3 separate regions of the Homo sapiens genome follow, and all the other regions are linked to region 1. A link is a contact called in ENCODE Hi-C data. All regions are on one chromosome and are shown on one strand. The core of a region is the stretch at or near the end of the contact, and the rest is flanking DNA. Distances in the headings are between cores, read along the strand shown. Region 1 overlaps JADE3 (jade family PHD finger 3). Region 2 holds the start of CHST7 (carbohydrate sulfotransferase 7). Region 3 overlaps SLC9A7 (solute carrier family 9 member A7).

The links. A loop is a pair of places that touch in the nucleus more often than their neighbours do. Pooled maps may share reads with other maps.
Region 2: a map with no recorded cell type shows a loop between it and region 1 (10-fold over the local background). The contact joins the promoter of CHST7 here to the enhancer-like site in region 1. A Hi-C loop is called at or near these places in 14 of 37 single-sample maps with no recorded cell type and 5 of 50 pooled maps.
Region 3: a loop to region 1 is called in a map with no recorded cell type, with 13 times the contacts of the local background. The contact joins two enhancer-like sites. A Hi-C loop is called at or near these places in 11 of 37 single-sample maps with no recorded cell type and 8 of 50 pooled maps.

The regions. Positions count from the first base shown.
Region 1 is chrX:46,965,961-46,969,388 of GRCh38, forward strand. The region is part of intron 1 of JADE3 (jade family PHD finger 3); the gene reads left to right. Among named protein-coding and RNA genes, the nearest start is that of JADE3, 55 kb to the left of the region's middle. Within about 2 kb of position 1,676, at least 2 of the 41 ENCODE cell types and tissues checked have a DNase peak (open chromatin) inside an H3K27ac peak, as active enhancers do.
Region 2 is chrX:46,571,942-46,575,369 of GRCh38, forward strand. It overlaps CHST7 (carbohydrate sulfotransferase 7), which reads left to right and starts at 1,824. Exons shown (of 2, transcript NM_019886.4): 1 at 1,824-3,428. The coding sequence starts at 1,991. RefSeq lists silencers at 2,842-2,891, 3,012-3,071.
Region 3 is chrX:46,627,529-46,630,956 of GRCh38, forward strand. The region is part of intron 14 of SLC9A7 (solute carrier family 9 member A7); the gene reads right to left. Among named protein-coding and RNA genes, the nearest start is that of CHST7, 55 kb to the left of the region's middle. Within about 2 kb of position 1,688, at least 17 of the 41 ENCODE cell types and tissues checked have a DNase peak (open chromatin) inside an H3K27ac peak, as active enhancers do.

The sequences.
Region 1 (3,428 bases), core at 426-2,925:
AACAAGATTAGGACTTTTAAAGCCAGTTAGGAAACTGCTCTTGCATTCTAGGTTTGAGGAAATAGATAGGTCCTAAACTAAGAAAATGACAGCTGAGATGGGAAAGGAACATTGATTTGGAAGATTATTTTAGAGGTTAACTGACAGGGCTTAATAATTGATTGGATGTTCCAGGGTAAGATATAGGAAAGAGTTCAGAGATTTTTCTAGATTTTGTGATGGCATAGAGGAAGGTGCCAACTGAGACCAGTTAGAAGGTAGGAAGAACTAGTGGAAAACAGAACATAGTTTCCTCAGTGTTGATCGTCTTCCAGCTTGATGTATCTGGTTGTCAGGACTTTTTTCTTTTTGTTGATGTATCTTTCCTATTCTTTCTTCCTTCCTTCTTTGCTTTGCTTTTCCCTCCTACCTTCCTGTCTCTTTCGCCTTTCCTTTCTATCTCCAGCTCTGGACCAGAGGACCTTGTTTTGGGAGCCATAAGCATGTGGGTAGGGCACTTCAGGGAACCACCATCACCTACAAGATGGTTAGAGGAAGAAAAAAAGTGTTAGCAACACAGGGAACTTGAAAAAAGCTTCTGGAAGCCAAAGGAGTAGTTTCAAGAAGGCCAGAGTGATCAGCGTGTCAAATGCAGCATACAGATACTTAAAGATGAGGGTTGGGAAGTATGCACATTTTTCCAAGAATTCTGGTGAGATAGAAGCAATTAAGGAGAGATTGAGAGTAAGGAAGGAGTTACAGACTGTAAACTACTTTTTGAGGAGTTTGCAAGAGAAGGCAAAGAAAGAAAGAAAGTGGATATTAGCTAGAGAAAAATGAAGTAGGGTCAAGAGATGGTTTGGGAATAAAGGTAGAGAGGTTGGAACCTGTTAACAGAAAGAAATCCAGCATAAAGGCAGAATTTGGAAGTTAAAAGGCAGATTTTTTCTGTTCATAGAAAATCATCCATATGTTTAGAGCTGTCTAGACATTAGAATAAATTGCTTGTTAGATAGTGAGCTCCTGGTCACTGGAGTAGTCAAGCAGAGCTTAGCTGTTTTCTGGTCAACTGTGTAGAAAGATACATTGGTGAGTGCCTTCAGGAGTTTTAGCCTGTGTTCAATTCCTAACAGTTTTCCCAAAGTTGCTTTAAGCATTATAAGTTAATGAGTTATTCTGTGGATCTGCCTTGCCTGGCAGCTCTCTAGAGATTTGTGGAATCACTAGACCAAGTTAATTTATTTGCCTTTGATCTTGAAGGATGAAATTAAACTGCAGATTTTCAGATAACAAAATATTGAGGCTTAGGGTCCAGGAAAGTTTCATCACATTGAACAATCAATCATGCTGTAGGCTCACAGGTATTTTTTTGACAAGATGGTCACTTTCCACACACAGCAACAAAGAGTCTTTGTTTCAAAATTTTGAGTTTAATTTTTTATCTGTCCATTTTTGTAAAATGGCGTTAACTCAGAATAATTAAAATAGGGCTAAGATAATAGGAGAAATGAATAGAAAGGAAAAACCTGCTTTCTTCTGTGTTTCATATTCCTATCTGGATGTTTTTGGTTTTCTAGGGCCAAGGGGAGGTAATTAGGTTCCATCCATGACTTAGATCTTTTAGTGATCTCTTTCGTTAACATTTAAAACAATTCAGGGGTAACTTGTTGTTTTGTCTCAAATGACTCAGGTACTGTTTCCAAATCTGGCTTCCTGGGGCGGCTACTGGAGCATGAACAGCAAAAATGACTGAACTCAACTAATTCTCAGAAAGCCATATTTTAGTCAGTACTTTCCAGCTTTCTCACTCATCATTGCTTTTACAGAACTAACAAGTGTTGTAACTAACTGATTAGCCTTTTATTTCTTCTCGAGTTACACATTTTAAATTCTGTTAACCTTTCAGAATGCTAATAAGTAGTGAAATGACTAAAATCCAGGCAGGGAGACTAGAAAATGCAAGGACTGAGAAAACAGCTCCCCGCTCCCAAGGCAAAACCAGGAATACCAGGTGTGGTGAATATTTATCTTTTGAGGAAAAATAGATATACTTCCTTGTTACAAAGTGACTTGCTTTCTTCTGGGCCCACAGATAGGGGGTCAGCCTCCCAATTATCCCCAGGCTTGTAAGTTTTACCCGTTTCTTAGCCTGTTTGTTTCCTCACTCTGGAAGAGTACAGTAAGTGAAAATCTCACAAAATGATAGGTTGATTCTTTCTCTTTCTCAAATTAATACTTTCCAGATATGTAGGAACATTAATAAACTGCTCTTTTTATCATATACTTGCTTTTTTAATAGTTAATTTTTAAATTTTGAGTTAATTTTTTATTTTGAGTTAAGAGATTTTGAGATAATAAATTTAGACAGGAGTTGCAAAAATAGTGCAGAGAGCAAACTTCCCATTCCAGACAGGATGGAGTAGACACATTTCAGTCTATTCCAATTCAAAGTAATGATACAGTGAGTTTAAAGGTAAATGGAAAATTAACCAGGCACAGTAGTGCACACCTGTAGTCCTAGCTACCTGGGAGGCTGAGGCAGGAGGATTGCTTGAGCCCAGGAATTGGAGGTTATGGTGAGCTACGATTGTGCCACTGCACTCCAGCCTGTGTGACAGAGCAAGACCGTATCTCAAAATAAAAAGTAAATGGATGGAAAAAAAATATCATGCAAACACCAATCAAAAGAAAACTGGAGTGGCTATACTAATATCAGATAATTAGATATCACAGCAAAGAAAATTACCAGGGACTAAAAGAATGATACAAAGGGTCGATCCACCAAGAAGGCATAGCAATTTTAAATGTGTATGCACCACATAACAGAGCTTCAAAGAACACAAAGCAAAACCCAACAGACCTGAATTGAGAAATAGACAAACCCAAACCCACAATTATGCTTGAGAATGTTAATACCCCTCTTTCAGTAATTGATAGAACCAGTAGACAGAAAATCAGCAAAGATATAGAAGAAATAACACCACCAGTCAACCAGATTTAATTGACATTTATAGAATGCTTCACCCAACAACAGCATAATATACTTACTTTTCAAGTGCACAAGCAACATTCACCAAGGTTGACTACATCCCAGGTCATAAAACAAACCTCAACAAATGGAAAAGAAGTGAAATCATATAGAGTATATTCTCAGACCATAATAGAATCAAAGTAGAAATCAAAAACAGAAAGACGGCTGGGTGTGGTGGCTCACGCCTCTAATCCTAGCACTTTGGGAGGCCAAGGCGGACAGATCACTTAAGGTCAGGAGTTCGAGACCAGCCTGGCCAACATGGTGAAATCCCCTCTCTACTAAAAATACAAAAATCAGCCGGGCGTGGTGGCACATGCCTGTAATCCCAGCTGCTCAGGAGGCTGAGGCACGAGAATTGCTTTAACCCAGGAGGCGGAGGTTGCAGTGAGCTGAGATCGTGCCACTGCACTCCAGC
Region 2 (3,428 bases), core at 574-3,073, 390 kb before region 1:
GTGATAGTGCCACCGCACTCCAGCCTGGGTGACAGAGCCAGACCCTGTCTCAAAGCTTTTTAAAAAAGCCAGAGAGGAGGGAAAAGTGAAAACAGAAGGGAAAGTTGTAGATTAATATTGCAAAATCATATCCTTGCTATAAACGAGATGTGTACAGAGGTCAATGCATATATGAGTTTGGTAGTGGAAAAGTGAGAGATCGTCTAACATGGTTTCTTTATGAAGTAGGCAGTAAGGTCATGTGCTGAGAAGAGGTGGGTGGGGGAAGAGGGGTATCAGAAGTCTGAGGAGACTAGAGAAGGTTTGAAATCATCATAATGGAACTGGAGACTGGGAAGTGACATGAAGAACCTAAGATTTCAGCAACCATTTCAGGTTGATGATTATGAGGTTATCTTGATGCTGATCTGTTCTGTGGGCTCCCAAAGTGCTGAGATTACAGGCGTGAGCCACTGTGCCTGGCTCACACCTGTGGAGAAATGTTTCGCAGTGGTGTTTGCAGGCACAGAGAAAGCCAAAAGCAGGGTTTGGGGGATTTTGCTAGATGAGTAATGAAAAGGCAGAGGGCACGTGAGTTTAGCTTATTGGAGGGAGTGTTATTAAAATAATGGTATGGCATCTTTCAGCTGAATATGAAAAATTGAGAAGAAAGTGGGGGTGGTGGTCAAAAAGTGGAGGTTGGAGAATAGGGAAGATTTGAACAACTGGCTGGAAGAAGAGGGGAATTGTGGAAAGAAAACGAAATGCTTGAGTCAGTGGTTTCACAGGTGGAGTAGCTTCCGTGATGAAAAAGACCAGTGGAGAGCATTGCATATGTTCTCACTCTTCCAATTTGAACACCTTCCCCTGGTGGAGATAAGTAGATATGCTTTCTATGTTTTATTAACTTTACAACACCTTCCCCAAGCTGGTGAAAGGAAGCTCTCACTTCCTTATTCATTAGCCTGATGAAACAGAGCAAAATGTATCTTTTTTGGTTCTGTTTTGAATTTTAGTAACTCTAGTCTTCATCTGCCTGTTGGACTTCCTGTCTCTTTTTCATCTATCTTTGGGTACACATTTCTTCTTACGGGTCCTTTTAAACACCGAGCTCCTGAGAAAGGTCACCATTCTACCACTTTGATTCTGTAAATGTCTTTTGCTCATAGGTGTCAGAATAGGCTGGGTTATACTGTGGTAACAACCCCCAAATCTCGCAATCCCAGGAGGTACATGGGTACTAAGAATTATTCACATTTTACAAATGACCAAACTGGGCCCCAGAGTATTGGTAAAATGTGCAGAGCCCATCAGCTGGTGAAACCCTAAGGAACACAACACTTAGAATTTCACAAAGGCTAGACTTTATGAAATGTGCTGCGTGGATGCAGTAGTATCTCCAACCCCCCTGGACCGCTCTGCCACGTACAATCTTCTATCTTTCAGTCCGGAACTCAGTAACACCCACTCCAGGGCTGATGGGGGCGCTGGATGTATAGTGGCGAGTGTTTATCTGCCTAGGATAGCGATGGCTAGGCAGGGGACATAAAACAGAAGAGGCAGTGACCTTCTCCGGGTGGGGTCTATGGCCCTTTACTGGGTACATTCTGTACACACAGGCCCCTCCTTTGCCTGAAGTCATTGATGAAGACTTCATTACGGAGGGTTTGGGGAAAGGTGGGGGTCTGGCTGGGTAAGCCGGCGTCCCAGCCCCGCTACAGCCCCGCCCAGATCTGGCAGAGCCGTGGGCGAACCCAGGCGGGCAGAAAGGCGGGGCGGGCGGCTGCCAAGCCGGCCAATAGGCGGCTCTCCGGCTGCTAAGCCGAGAGGGCAGGGGCGCCGTCAGTAGCACCACCGCCTTCCAAGTTTCCCCTTGTGGATGCGCGGCCCCGCGGCTCTGCTCCTCCCGGCGCAGAGGGGCCGGGAGAGGCCACAGGAGCGGACCTGGCACGGGATTTCTGAGGAACGGGAGAAGACTGGCGCCCGACCCGCTCTGGAGGGTCGGTGAACGATGAAGGGCCGGCGGCGGCGACGCCGAGAGTACTGCAAGTTCGCGCTGCTGTTGGTGCTGTACACGCTGGTGCTGTTGCTCGTCCCCTCCGTATTGGACGGCGGCCGCGACGGGGACAAGGGCGCCGAGCACTGCCCCGGCCTGCAGCGCAGCCTGGGAGTGTGGAGCCTGGAGGCGGCGGCGGCCGGCGAACGCGAGCAGGGAGCGGAGGCGCGGGCCGCCGAGGAAGGGGGCGCGAACCAGTCTCCTCGGTTCCCAAGCAACCTCAGCGGCGCTGTCGGGGAGGCAGTGTCTCGCGAGAAGCAGCACATCTACGTGCATGCCACCTGGCGCACCGGCTCGTCCTTCCTGGGCGAACTCTTTAACCAGCACCCGGACGTTTTCTACTTGTATGAGCCCATGTGGCATCTATGGCAGGCGCTGTATCCGGGCGACGCCGAGAGCTTGCAGGGCGCGCTGCGCGACATGCTGCGTTCGCTCTTCCGCTGCGACTTCTCCGTGCTGCGGCTGTACGCGCCGCCGGGGGACCCCGCTGCGCGCGCCCCGGACACGGCCAATCTTACCACGGCCGCCCTCTTCCGCTGGCGGACTAACAAGGTCATCTGCTCGCCGCCACTGTGTCCTGGCGCACCCCGTGCCCGGGCCGAGGTGGGCCTCGTCGAGGACACCGCCTGCGAGCGCAGCTGCCCACCCGTGGCGATACGCGCCCTGGAGGCCGAGTGCCGAAAGTACCCGGTGGTGGTCATCAAGGACGTGCGCCTGCTCGATCTGGGCGTGCTGGTGCCCCTGTTGCGTGATCCAGGCCTCAACCTGAAGGTGGTGCAGCTTTTCCGCGACCCGAGGGCGGTGCACAACTCGCGCCTCAAGTCTAGGCAGGGACTGCTGCGCGAGAGCATCCAGGTGCTGCGCACCCGCCAGAGGGGCGACCGCTTCCACCGTGTGCTGCTGGCGCACGGCGTGGGTGCTCGCCCCGGGGGCCAGTCTCGCGCGCTGCCCGCCGCGCCGCGCGCCGATTTCTTCCTGACCGGTGCGCTCGAGGTGATCTGCGAAGCCTGGCTGCGCGATCTGCTTTTCGCGCGCGGCGCGCCCGCCTGGCTGCGGCGCCGCTACCTGAGGCTGCGCTATGAGGACCTGGTGCGGCAGCCACGCGCCCAGCTGCGCCGCCTGCTGCGCTTCTCCGGGCTACGCGCGCTCGCAGCGCTCGATGCCTTCGCGCTCAACATGACTCGCGGCGCGGCCTACGGCGCCGACCGGCCCTTCCACCTGTCAGCGCGCGACGCCCGGGAGGCGGTGCACGCCTGGCGCGAGCGCCTGAGCCGAGAGCAGGTGCGCCAGGTGGAGGCCGCCTGCGCTCCAGCCATGCGTCTGCTCGCCTACCCTCGCAGCGGAGAGGAGGGCGACGCGGAGCAGCCCAGGGAAGGGGAGACGCCGCTGGAGA
Region 3 (3,428 bases), core at 438-2,937, 340 kb before region 1:
CACTCTCCACCCTCACCCTTTATCACCTTGTCACCAAGCCCTTCAGGATGCAGATTCATCTACCTTGTTGCAGATATTTTCCCAGAACCTGAAAGAATGCCTGAAATAGAACAGGTGCTCAATAACTATTTGTCAAATAAATGAATAAATTGATCTTGACTCTGAGTTTTTAGAAAACAGAAAAGGAAGAGCAGAAAGGGAAATCAGGGGCCAAGGGAGGCACTTGGAAGCACAAAAAAATGGGCGGGTTGGGGGGGGGGCGGTGGTCACAGAGTAGCAACTGGAGGAAAGGCACCTCTGCAACTGTTTGAAGTTAAAGATTTAGGTGACAGATTTACGGGTATCAGATTTCAGCCTGGAGAAACAAAAACAAACAAAAAAAAACACGGAGGACCCAGAAACAAATGATTCTAACTTGCTCAGAAAGTCATATGTGAACGCAACAATAAACTGCTGATTTTCTACAGTTTTCACTACATACACACAGACAGACACGCACACACGTGTGCATATACACAGGCATTGGTGGTTTCCTTTCCTCCACACTCCATTAATATCCGGCTTGTGACCTTGTCCTGTTGATATGGTGAAACTGGGATAAATTCAGATTCACACTCTTAGCTGCTCCAAAGTGGCCTCATCAATGAGTGCTCTTCTGTAAACTCAGGGAAGGAAGTGAATGATGTGTCTGCATGTACGGCCAACAGAAATCTCAGCTGTCTGGTCTGGCATGAAAAGTCCCCTGCTTTATCGGGGTGGGAGGCCACCCCCAGGGCTGGGCAGCTTGCCTCCAGCTAGGGTTGTTTTTGTTTTGGTTGCAAAGTCACCAAGACCTCCAGAGAAACAAAGCACTGAGTTTTGTTTTTTGTTTTTTGTTTTTTTTGTCTTGTTTTGTTCTAATGAGTCAAACTTACCAGGGGACACAAAGCTGAAGTCTGCCCACAATATTTTTATGCTTTCCCCACATGAAGCAAAGTTCTAGCCAACAGCTCCCTTCCTTTTCCCACATGAGCTAATATTCTGTAGCTCCCTAGCCATGACTCTGTTTATAGCCTTGGGCTTCAAGACCAGTGAGGAGAATTGTGCTCATTATAAGACATGCCTTCCCATCAAATGTCACTTTTTTGTTTGTTGTTTTTAGGAAGATTATTTAGAAAATGAGGTAAAGAGAACCGCCCTTTTTTTTCTCTGGTGGAGAACAAACATCTGGACTTTCCCTACCTCTGATTTCAGTTTCATGACAACACTGAGCATGTGACCTGGATCTATTTCAGGGGAAACTGCAAGAACCCAGGGTTTCACCCAAAAATGAGAAGCCCATTTATTTCTGTTTTCCTGTTTCTCATGGCCACAGAGTGCACTGAGCCCTGCTGTTAGTGGCTCACTAGAATGAGGAGGTCAGACCAGGAGGAACTGGAGAAATAAGGTCCTCTCTGCACAAGGGCGTGAGTCATTTCTAAGAGGGTGTCCTGGAGAACCAAGCTTGAAGTTTGCATGTTTTTCCCCATATGACAGCAATCTTGAAAACCTTTCAAAAGGTCAGTGGAACTGACTTTGAGGGGCCCTCTGCATGACTGTGTATGAGGTCTGGAAGGAAGGAGGTCAGGGGGAAGCTGTGACACAGCTTCTGGCTAGGGCTGTGGCAAACAGGGTGCCATTAGGAGTGCAGCGCGAGTGGCTGCCAGCCCGTTCACAACACCACATGTGCGGTGCTCTCAGCCCAAGGGGCCCTCTGGGAGCTGACAGGAACACTGAGTTCATCCATCCAGGCCCATCCAGGGAGGTTCCTGAGACTCACTCCACCTGGGGGTGGGGGCTATTTTAGCTGTTACTGCATGGACTAAATACAAGAACCCTCAGCACTTTGGACCTGCTGCTTTCTCACTCAAACATTTCCACAGAAAAGTGACAGTAAGCTTGTTACTGAATCTAATTACAAGCCCAGTGTTCCCAGTGCGCAGGGCTCATGTGATACATAGTAAGTTCTACTACATGACCAGCCAAATCCTTTCACTTATTTCCTGTTACAGATGCTTGAATGCAGAGGTAGGAGCAATGGGAAACAGCAAAGGGGGTGGGGATGTTTTGAATGGTCCAGAGCAAGATGAAATCTCTCCAAATCTTATGATCCAGCTGCTATTGGCCTTTTTTTCTTACAAAATTAATCTAGACTGGCCACAGTTCTGTGGAGGATGCTTTAGAATAGGGCAGCCATGTCCTACCAGAGCCATTATCTTTCCTTTGGTGAAATAAGGACGGCCATCATGTTTTCCCCTGGGGTTTTCTCAGGCTGAGTTTCAAGATCTCCCAAACTGTTATACTCTAAATTAGCCTCGAGGTGCTCAGTTCCTGAACTCCTGTTTTCTAAAGTCCTTAATCAAAGCTAGAGTCAAATAGCAAATTTTCAAAGAGAACTCACTGAGACCACATGCTCCCAACTGACATAATGGCCAATTCTAAGATCATCTCAAAGGTCTTCTGGAGCTCATTAAAGTGGGTGCCAAATCTCCAATGAAGCTTATTGAAAACTCTTCCCAAAATGTCCAGAACTTTCCAGGTCATGGCTTTGTGTCCCTTGAGCAGGGACCTAGAATGGACATCAATGCTATAAATGCCTTATCAGGCTGTGGCCACCCTTAAAGAGAAAGAAACCACAAAAGGCCACAGTGGCACCCCATTGACCCCACACAGCACCACATTTTGCCAGCCTTATTAAATCTGATTTGGTAGATGGAATCATTTAGAAGATCCTATGGAATGTGAAGTCTGCTGCAGACTGCTGCAGGATTAAGTGCAATGATGAGTCAGATTCAAAGCTGACTGGAAAAAAAAGAATAGGGTTTCATGGACAACATACACAGGTGGTCAGTAAAGCTGCCTGTTGCATGCTGCATCTCTCTCATTCCCTCATCCACCCAACAAACACCTATCAGGTTCCTGCATGTGCCAGCCACTGTGCTCAGCACTGGGCATTCAATGCTGAACGACATAGTTATTGACTCCCAAGGTCAAATAATATATTGGTAACACATTTCTGCCCCTATCATAACTCTCCTTTCCCCACCTTGCCTGCCCAGGTCATGCTGACCTGGATAAAGAGCCAGACCTAGAGACAAAATCATCCCGACAGCTGCACAACAGGGATGATATGGCAACCTCAATTCTTGTCTGTAAATTTGTTGATACTCTTCCCATCCAGAGGTTATGGTCTCTATCCCCTCCCATTGGGTCTGGGCTGGTCTTAGGAATGCATTTCTAAGCAATAGAAAGCCACGGAAGTGATGCTGTAGAACTTGCAAGATTAGGTCAGAAAAGGTGATATAGCCTCTACCTTGCTTGCTGGGACACTTGCTTTTGGAACCTTAAGCCATCACATAAGAAATCCAACTACCCAGCAGCCACCATGCTGGCAGGCAGCTCAGGCCACA